2 separate regions of the Homo sapiens genome follow, and region 1 is linked to region 2. A link is an interaction called in ENCODE POLR2A ChIA-PET data of the cell type or tissue named here. Cell type or tissue: PC-9. All regions are shown on one strand. Links, peaks and the distances in the headings refer to the core of each region. The heading gives the core; the rest is flanking DNA. Region 1 has its middle 110 kb from the start of NABP1. Region 2 has its middle 26 kb from the start of NABP1.

Evidence for each region. ChIA-PET counts read pairs that join two places held together with the same protein. Peaks named below come from ENCODE experiments on the same cell type or tissue, not always from the same donor. Only the 100,000 strongest peaks of a DNase experiment are listed, where the experiment ranks them.
Region 1: POLR2A ChIA-PET joins it to region 2 with 16 read pairs; 2 of 35 experiments call an interaction of 5 or more read pairs at or near these places.

Annotation. Positions count from the first base shown.
Region 1 is chr2:191,563,682-191,568,078 of GRCh38, reverse strand. No RefSeq gene overlaps it. Among named protein-coding and RNA genes, the nearest start is that of NABP1, 110 kb to the left of the region's middle. RefSeq lists an enhancer at 2,876-4,075. In PC-9, for the core only: a CTCF peak has its summit at 1,591 (motif pointing left); DNase peaks (open chromatin) are centred at 1,638 and 2,298; H3K27ac peaks cover 2,213 bases.
Region 2 is chr2:191,650,330-191,654,726 of GRCh38, reverse strand. No RefSeq gene overlaps it. Among named protein-coding and RNA genes, the nearest start is that of NABP1, 26 kb to the left of the region's middle. In PC-9, for the core only: no CTCF peak of the experiment used is centred there; no DNase peak of the experiment used is centred there.

The DNA of each region.
Region 1 (4,397 bases), core at 300-4,299, 87 kb after region 2:
CAATCTCGGCTCACTGCAACCTCCACTACCTCCAGGGTTCAAGCAATTCTCCTTCCTCAGCCTCCTGAGTATCTGGGACTACAGGAGCGAGAAACACACTTGGCTAATTTTTGTATTTTAGTAGAGACGGGGTTTCACCATGTTGGCCAGGCTGGTCTTGAACTCCTCACCTCAGGTGATCCGCCTGCTTTGGCCTCCCAAAGTGCTGGGATTACAGGAATGAGCCACCGTGCCCGACCTGCTCTCCGCATTTTAGAGATGGAAAGTGCTAACTGTGGAGGTGAAGTATTTCATGAATATATGCAGACACACAGCAAAGACAAGTCGAACCTGTATAATGATAGTGTGCTTTAGATTTTATGGCCAAAGCTAATTTTAACTAAACAAAAAAGGCTGCCCAAATCTCCAAATTCTTACCCCAATTGCTGCTGACTTAGAATGATCCTGGCGAGGTCAATTACCATCCTCTTAACTCTATTTTCTTCTGACGCTCTCTATCAAGTTCCACTAAGTATATCAAAAATTAACAAAAAACTCTTTGACTTCCTTAGATGGAAAGGAATCCAGGCAGATTAATAGGACACAGTATTGCAATTCTTAATCATTGAGATTGCTGAAGGCTGGCAGGTGTAATTAAACAGTCATCAGCCCATAAACTGCGGGTGAGAGTTCAGTGCCGATGTGTCAAATTGGACAAAGTTAACCAGAGGGCTCACCTGAGGAATGAAACTGGGAGACACTCAAGCTTTAGAGTGTCCCATTAGAATCAGGCAGTAATTATAAAACAGGATTCACTGAGAGCTCTTTCAAATTCCAGTGAAGAGCTCATTTCTGAAGCCATTTGTTAAGTTATTGCAGCCAACTATTGCCATTGCTGCAATTGCTTTTGCAGAGCCAAAAAAGAAACTAATTTTAGCTACCTCTTCTACCTCTTACCTTTCCTAGGAAAGAATTTTCTTCAGAGAATCTGAAAGTTGAATCTTCTAGTAATAAACACTTTAGAAGATAGAAAGCAAGAAAAATCTCAGTCGAGAATCTTTTCACAAAGTAACTAAAGAGGCATTATTGGAAACAAGTGGAGAGGAATGGCAAACTGTCACAGCTGTGGCTGCCTGCTCTTAAAAGTAGGAATGCAGTAGAAAGAAAATCCTTGTGGAAAAGTTAATATGACTGTGGATGCTAGGTATGCTGGTGCTACCCCTGGGCCTGGGAGTAATCACCCACTCCAACCAGCATAAACTCCAGGGAGCATGAGATCTGGATCTGACTCCCCTTAGAGCTCAACAAACACTTCTAGGGACCCACAGAAAAAGGCGTTGCCCGTCTGGGTGTATGATAGCGTTGTTTCGGTGGAGAAGCTTCTTCATTATTCAGGAACACGGTGAATGATTGAAACTTACTCCAGCGCCTGGGGGCAAGCAATTTATGATGAACCTCCATAAATGGTTTTTTAAAATCACCTTAAAATTAATGCCTTCTATAGCCCAGAAGAAGGTGGCGGAGGAGACGTGAAGCCTCTTGAGTTTGGACCTCAGGCAAGGAAAAGTTGGGTCTGGCTATAAATGGACCCTTGAGGTGAGAAACCTGGGGACCTCGGATACGATTGTGGAAGTGCCTGTGCTGCCCCCATGTGGACAAAATGGTTCTCTTCATGGCTTTGCTCCTTTGACTCTAGGTTGAGGGTCACAGGATATAGGATTGAAGTGGTGAATATTCTGGGATCTGCTGGTAACAAAAAGAAACATTGCTTTAGTGTTCAGACCAACACAAGGCTGGCTTTGCCATATAACCCTGGACCTGCTGGCATTCTGCACTCTTCTTTTTTTTTTTTTTTTTATTACTCGCTTCTTGCTACACATATTTGTTGAGTTCTGGCCATGGAACCATGATAAGCTCCTGGGATGGTCAAAAGCCTGAGGTGCAGTCCTTGCTCAATAAGCAGATAAGATAACCCTCACATCTATGAATGCGATCTGATAAGGTGGCAAAGAGAACAGGGAAGCAAAGTTGTGTGAGCACAGAAAGAATAGAGAAGGACTTATTCCTCCAGAGAAGGCTCAAAGAAGGCCTCGGGGAAGAAGAGGACTTTGGAACATGTTTTGAAATCCAGGAGGATGTCCCCATGTGGGGGAATAGGAGAAAAGTGCTGCAAACAGAAGGAACAACATAAACCGTAGCACAGGGACCTCACTCCTCTTGGCGAAAGTGCAGTAACCCTTGTGGCTAAAATAAGAGGTGACTGGGTAAAGGAAGGAGGACTCAGTGTGAGACCATACAAGGAGGTTGTGGACAAAACAGGAAGTGTTTTACAAATGCTTGAACTTTATCCTATAGACAGCAGGAACCACTGAAGTCTTTTAGAGCAGATAAGATGTGATCAAAGTATTACTTTTAAACAGTCACTCTGGCAGCATTGTGGAGAATGAATTTTGGAGTCGGTGTAGAACCTAGAAGAAGGAAAGGAGAACAAAGGCTACGGTAGTATTGGCCAGGGGAGAAATGATGAGGTCTGGGTGGGGCAATGAAGTGGCAGGTTTTAAAGCAATATTTCTGATAGACAAGTGGTAGGCTTGGAGATTTATTGGATGTAGAGGTTGAGGGAAAGGGAAACAAAGGATGATTCCCAGGTTTCTAGCTTGTGTCTAGACTAGAGAAATGTTACTGCCATTAGCCATGGGAGGAATTATTGAGAGAGGAAAAGATTGTGCAAGGGGGATATTGAGCATTTGTTTTTGGTCACGTTAGGCTCGTAACCAGGGCTGCACCATGAGGAATTGCAAATGTAGGTCTGGACCTGAAGTATTTATGACCCATTTTTATATGAGAAAATTGAGGCTCTGGAATGTTAATGTGTCCAAAGATTCCTAATAGGTGGTGATGTTTAGTCATCCTTGTGTCTCTGGTTTTAGCATAGTACCAGAAATGAATAAATGCCACGCTATTATCTGAAAGCCAGAGAAGAGAGAGAGGGCAGAACCTGGAAAACACCAGATTCCAAGGACAGTCCAAAGAAGATTGGGCCAGCAAGAAGGACTAAGAAAAAGCAAAACCCAGGAATGAGAATTCCAAGAAAGAGGAAGAGATTCACATGTCAATGCCTCAGAACTCAGAAAGAATGTAAATGGGATATCTGAGGTCATTTTTTACCTTTAGTAGAGAGGTGACTATGCAAGCTGGTTTGGAAATGACTTGGGAGAGAGTGAAAGGTGAAGCCATAGGAAAAAAAGTCAGACTAGACTTCTGTGAATTTAGACTTCAAGCAAGATAAGGAGAGGCAGTAAAAGAGTTGGAGATTGAGGGAAGGTTTTCTGGGCTGGATGGATGGTTGCTTTTAAAGAAAAAAGTAGATTTGAGTATGTTTATGGGCAGAGAAAAAAGCTCCCATGGACAAAGAGAAGCCAGAGATAAAAGTCAGTGGGAAACATGAGGATGGGCTAAAGAGAACAGGTGATGGGGTAACTTTACAAAGGAGCATTTACATCTAATCCTCCAAAACAGGAGGGGAGAAGAAAACACGAACACGGAAGCTCGCCTTAAAAAATCAGCTTCTAGGCTATGGTTATTTCTTGATTACATATCATGAATTTCTCCAGAAGTGCCTGATTCGAAGAATCTTCCATAGTACCCACAGCAATCGATGTTGAAAAGCCAGAAGTCCAGTTTTTCTATTTTATTTGGCATAGGCAAAATGAAGTTTTTACTTGCAGCTTTTATTTTCTGGTTTTTATTTTGAGCTATTTCAACCTGCAGTCAACAATGGAAAATATCAGACCAAAAGGGACATAAAAGGAAAGGGCCTTCCATTTCACCATTAACTTGCCTTCCAGGAAATACCACCACTAAACAGCCACAATAAGCCGCACCACAGTGCTTCCCCTCAACTCTTCATCTCTTGGTTACCCTGGACGAGTGAGGGACCATTGACATTCCCCACAATGGAGTTCAAAACTGTACAATTGACATTATAGACAGTAAAATATCCATTGGTATCTACTCCTCATTTCAATTAGAGTCCTCTCCCTGAACATGATCCTCTAAAGCCGAGCAAGAATTCTGAGGTCTTTGTTCTCCACACTTTCAGTTTTATGATACAGTCCGATCAACGAGAGTTCTAAACTTTACACACAATTTTAAATGGCAAAGCAGCTCAGGATTTTGACTGACTAAATATATTTCTCTAATTTTATAATAATTACCCTACTTCCTTTCTTACATGTACTATTTATATCCTGAAAAGATATCAGATCTGAGAGGGTCTACATAACTGAAGCTTTAGTTTGGATTTTGTCAAAATGGGGAAGAAATGTAAAGGATTTCTTTTTCTGAAACCACCTTTCCTCTTAATACTCTGGAGGTTTGATAAATGTTGCATATACCGCCACCTGCCTCCCACCCCC
Region 2 (4,397 bases), core at 123-4,122:
AGTGATTCTCCTGCCTCAGCCTCCTGAGTAGCTGGGATTACAGGCACCCGCCACCACACCCAACTAATCTTTTGTATTTTTAGTAGAGATAGGGTTTCACTATGTTGGCCAGGCTGGTCCACCCACCCCAGCCTCCCAAAGTGCTGGGATTATAGGCATGAGCCACCGCGCCCGGCCTAGGGGATCCACTTTTGTCTTACTTTTTGGAAGTATTGTCTTAGTTATCTTATTGCTTTTCACTTAGTTTTCTTTGTATTTATTACTAATTCAAACTCCACCTCAATTGTAGAAATCTCCTTTTAATATATTCAAATGCATTAGGACTTAACAACTTCATCTTCTCAAGGAAATCTGACTTGCTTCTATCTGGATAAGATGCTCTTCAGCATTAAAAATCAAATATTTTTCTACAAGGTTTGCTTGGAAAACAACCATCCCTAGTTCCTATCTTCCATTTTTCATGCCCTAGAGGCAACTACTTTCTCCCCCACCCCGCCCAGCTGATGGAGGCTGCCTTCGTCATACTCCTGGGGACTCTCCTGGTCATTTCTAGTCTTGGATCTTGTTTCCTGATTCCTATGTCTTCCTCTTTCTCGGCTTGTTTCCTAGTGAAGAACATAACTCAGTAGCTTCTCGAAAAAGAGTGCAAAGGAAATAAATGTTTTGAGGCTTTATGCTATGATTTGACTGTGTCCCTCAAATTCACATGTTGGAAACCTAATCTTCAAATTTATATGCTGATGGTATTTGGAGGTGGGGCCTTTGGGTGGTAATTAGGGTTAGATAAGGTCATCAGGATGGAGCCCCCATGATGGGAGTGGTGGCTTTATAAAAAGAGGAAGAGAGACCTGAGCTGACATGCTTTTGCCCTACTGCTATGTGATGTTCTTGTCATGCTGTGATGCAGCAAGAAGGCCCTCACCAGATACGAGTGCTGTGCTTTTGTATTTCCCAGCCTCCAGAATCATGAGCTAAATAAAACTTTATTTTTTATAAATTACTCAGTCTATAGTATTTACTCATAGCAATAGAAAATGGACTAAGACACCTTATAAATTTGAAAATATCTTCAGTCTACACAATACTCTTTCAAGGTGTAGAAGTCTCTTCCTGTGAATTTTGAAAGCACTGCTCTTTTAGATTTAGGTGTTGCTATTGAGAAGACAGATGACACTCTGATTCTTCATTTTATATATTAAACCTGTTTTATTCTGGAAGTTTGTAGTCTCATCTTTTTGTCCCTCTTGTGCTGAATGTTTAAATTCTTTAGTACAAATTTACACAGTGACTACTATGTGCCAGGCACTATTCTAGGTATTGAGGATATATCAATGACAGTTTTATGATGATACTCTCAGGTGAACATAAATTTCTCCCCATCATTCTGGTAGTTGGTGAGCCCTTCAACCTGAAAACTGAGATTGTAAGATTTCAATGTTACAAATTTTTGATAATTTCCTACCCTCTGTTCTCTTCTTTTAGTAATACTATTATTACATGTTGGATCATCAGGACTGATCCTCTAATTTTCATACAGCCTTTCTCCTCAATTATCCTTATTAGCCTTTTTGTTCTACTTCCTAGGAGATTTCTTTATCTTTTATCTCTTACATTAAACGTCTTATTTTTAATGTCATATTTTTAACATTTAGGTTTCTTTTGAGCTCACTGAATATTCCTTTTATAGATAATCCTGTTATTTTATATATTTTCTTATTGTTCTGTTGGCAGAGCTTGTTTCCTTCAAGTTGTTTTCTTCTGTTTGTTTGGTTTGGTTTGGTCTCTATCTTTTGTTAATAGGATTTCCTCAAATATCTAGTGATTCCTAGCTGTCTAGTTTTATTTTAAGAATGAAGCATTGAAAAGAGGATGTTTTGTATGCATGAGGGGACTCTCCATTGGGTTTGCTACAGGATGATGTGACATAGGCCAACATACTGGGCCACTGTCAGTGTCTTTTCTTTCAGGTTGATAAGATTGCCCAGACAATATTTCCAGCCTTCTGCTAAGAAAACATAAGCCTGGCTAACGGTGTTCTGGGAGCTAAGTGAAGGAAAAAGATTGAGGAAGTTTCAGTATACAACTTATAAATACATACTTAATCCCCAGCCTGCAATATTGTAGCCTACATCCTTTCCTGGTAACCCCAGTCCAGAGTCCCTGTATTTGTTCTTGGCACCAAAAGAAGAGGCAGTCTCCCACCTGAAAAGAATAGGAATGGGGAATTCGGTATCCATCAGCTTCTTACAAAGAGGTCTCACCAAATCCCATGTTTAAGCACCACCCTCATTCCTAGTTCCTAAGATATCTGTGCTTCTTTTTTTAAAAAAAAAAAAAAAAGAAAAAGACAAAACAAAAAAAAAAACAGGTCTCTCTATGTTGCCCAGGCTGAAATGCAGTGGCTCTACATAGGTGTGATCAAAAGCACTGCAGCCTTGAACTCCTAAGCTCAAGTGATCTTTCCACCTCAGCCGCCTAAGAAGTTGGGACTACAAGCATGCAACACCACACCCAGCTATGTGATCCAATTTGGGGGGTTCTATAATGTAAGCTGGGTTGGTTATCGTCAAGCTGAAGATTCAGCTTTTTTGGTTGTCTTAATTCAGTTACTACTTGTCTGTCTGCTTCCCAGTTTCTAAAGTTTTATTGCTGTTGTCTCCTATCTCATTCCCTTTGTCCTTGTGCATTTATGTTTTGTTAACAATTATTTCATTGTTCTCTCAACTGGGTTCAGAAGGAAAGAGATTCGAATGTATGTGTTCAGTCTAACATCCCAGATCCTGCGCTATTATTACTCTCTATGTTATAAGAAAGTTGGCAATGTTTATTCTAACTCTTCTAGAAAGACAGGTACTAAAACTAACAAACACAAATGCAGTCACTAAAGAAATATGTTGACCACAGTTTGGTTGAAACATCCATCAAGACCTCCATCATTTTTTTTTTTGTTTTGATTCTGTGCTTACCAGAAATCTTCTAATTATATGAAACTCAAAATGTCCAAAGTAAAATTGTTAATCTTGCATTCAAACTCTGGATGCTACAGTGTTCTCTTATTACCATGTAATAAGATGGTCACTATCCTTTTAATTACTCATATCAGAAATGTAGGAGTCATTCTAACACCTTCTTCTTCAGCCTCTTTATCTACCCATCACTAAGTTCTGTCATGAATGTTTATGACACGTTTACTTCTTTTCATCTCTACTATGAAGATCCTAGTCCAAGTTACTAGCACGTCTCTCCTAGACTTTTACCATTGCCTCCTAACTGATCTCTTTCAGCAACTCACTGGCCCATTCCCCAAACTGCAGTCATAGACACCTTTGCAAAATACAAGCCAGATCATATTCTACACAACCTGCCTAAAATCTCTAAGTTTCCTATGAATAAGAGTGACAATCATTAGCAAGGCCTGTAAAAGCCTGCAGGGATTGGCCTTATTCCTTCTCTGGTTTTATCTAGTGGTTCTCCTCCCCTGGTGTCAGCTCCCTAGTCGGGCTGCCTTTCTTTCTGATCCTCTTTTTGTCTGAAACTCTTTCCCCCTAAAAGCCCCTTCAGGCAGAACAGCTCTCTTCTACAGCTGCTCCCAATGTCTAACTGCCCTGTTCATTGGCCCTGGTTATTGCTTAGTCAATCCTTAGGTTTCTGTTCAGTGTCACTTCCTCAGGGAAACCTAGTGAGGTCATTCTTCTTTTGAATTTACACATACAGAAACATGCTTCATTTCTTTATAGCATTTGTCTCACTTATTAATTAGGCCCTCTTTTTATGTCTATTTGATTAATATCTGCCTCTCCCACCACACTATAAGCAATATGAAAGCAAGGAATACATGTATTATTTCTCACTACTGTATTCTCAGGACTTGAGTAATTGCTGATTTTCCCTTTTAGAGTTGGTTTAAAAAAATATATCTTGGATGAAGTCTTCTTTAAATTCAGAAAAATTTGAATATACTATCATCAGCCTTTCTTTTCATGATTCATGGTCTTTGTTATTTTTTAAATGCTGTAATACAGCCTATTTCTTAGTCTTTTGAGTGTATAGGGATGTCCACTACTATGTTAAATAACCTCAGACCAATTGTCCAGGGATAAAATTAGATAACTCTAAAGTTTTCAAAGGAGAATTTTAGTTCTTTAATGCTCAGCAGAAGACAACTGACGGGTTCAATTACTACCTTCAAATATAGGAAGTATTTAATAACTATATATATATATATAGTAAAATATATATATAGTAAAATATATATGTATATAGTATATAGCAAAATATTTGGCATACAAGGTAAGATTGGAGAATAAAGAACATTCAAAAAAACCCAACAATTATTATTGTTATTATTACCATTATGGAGTACTTATCACCTATCAGTAGTAAGTAAGAGCTTTAAA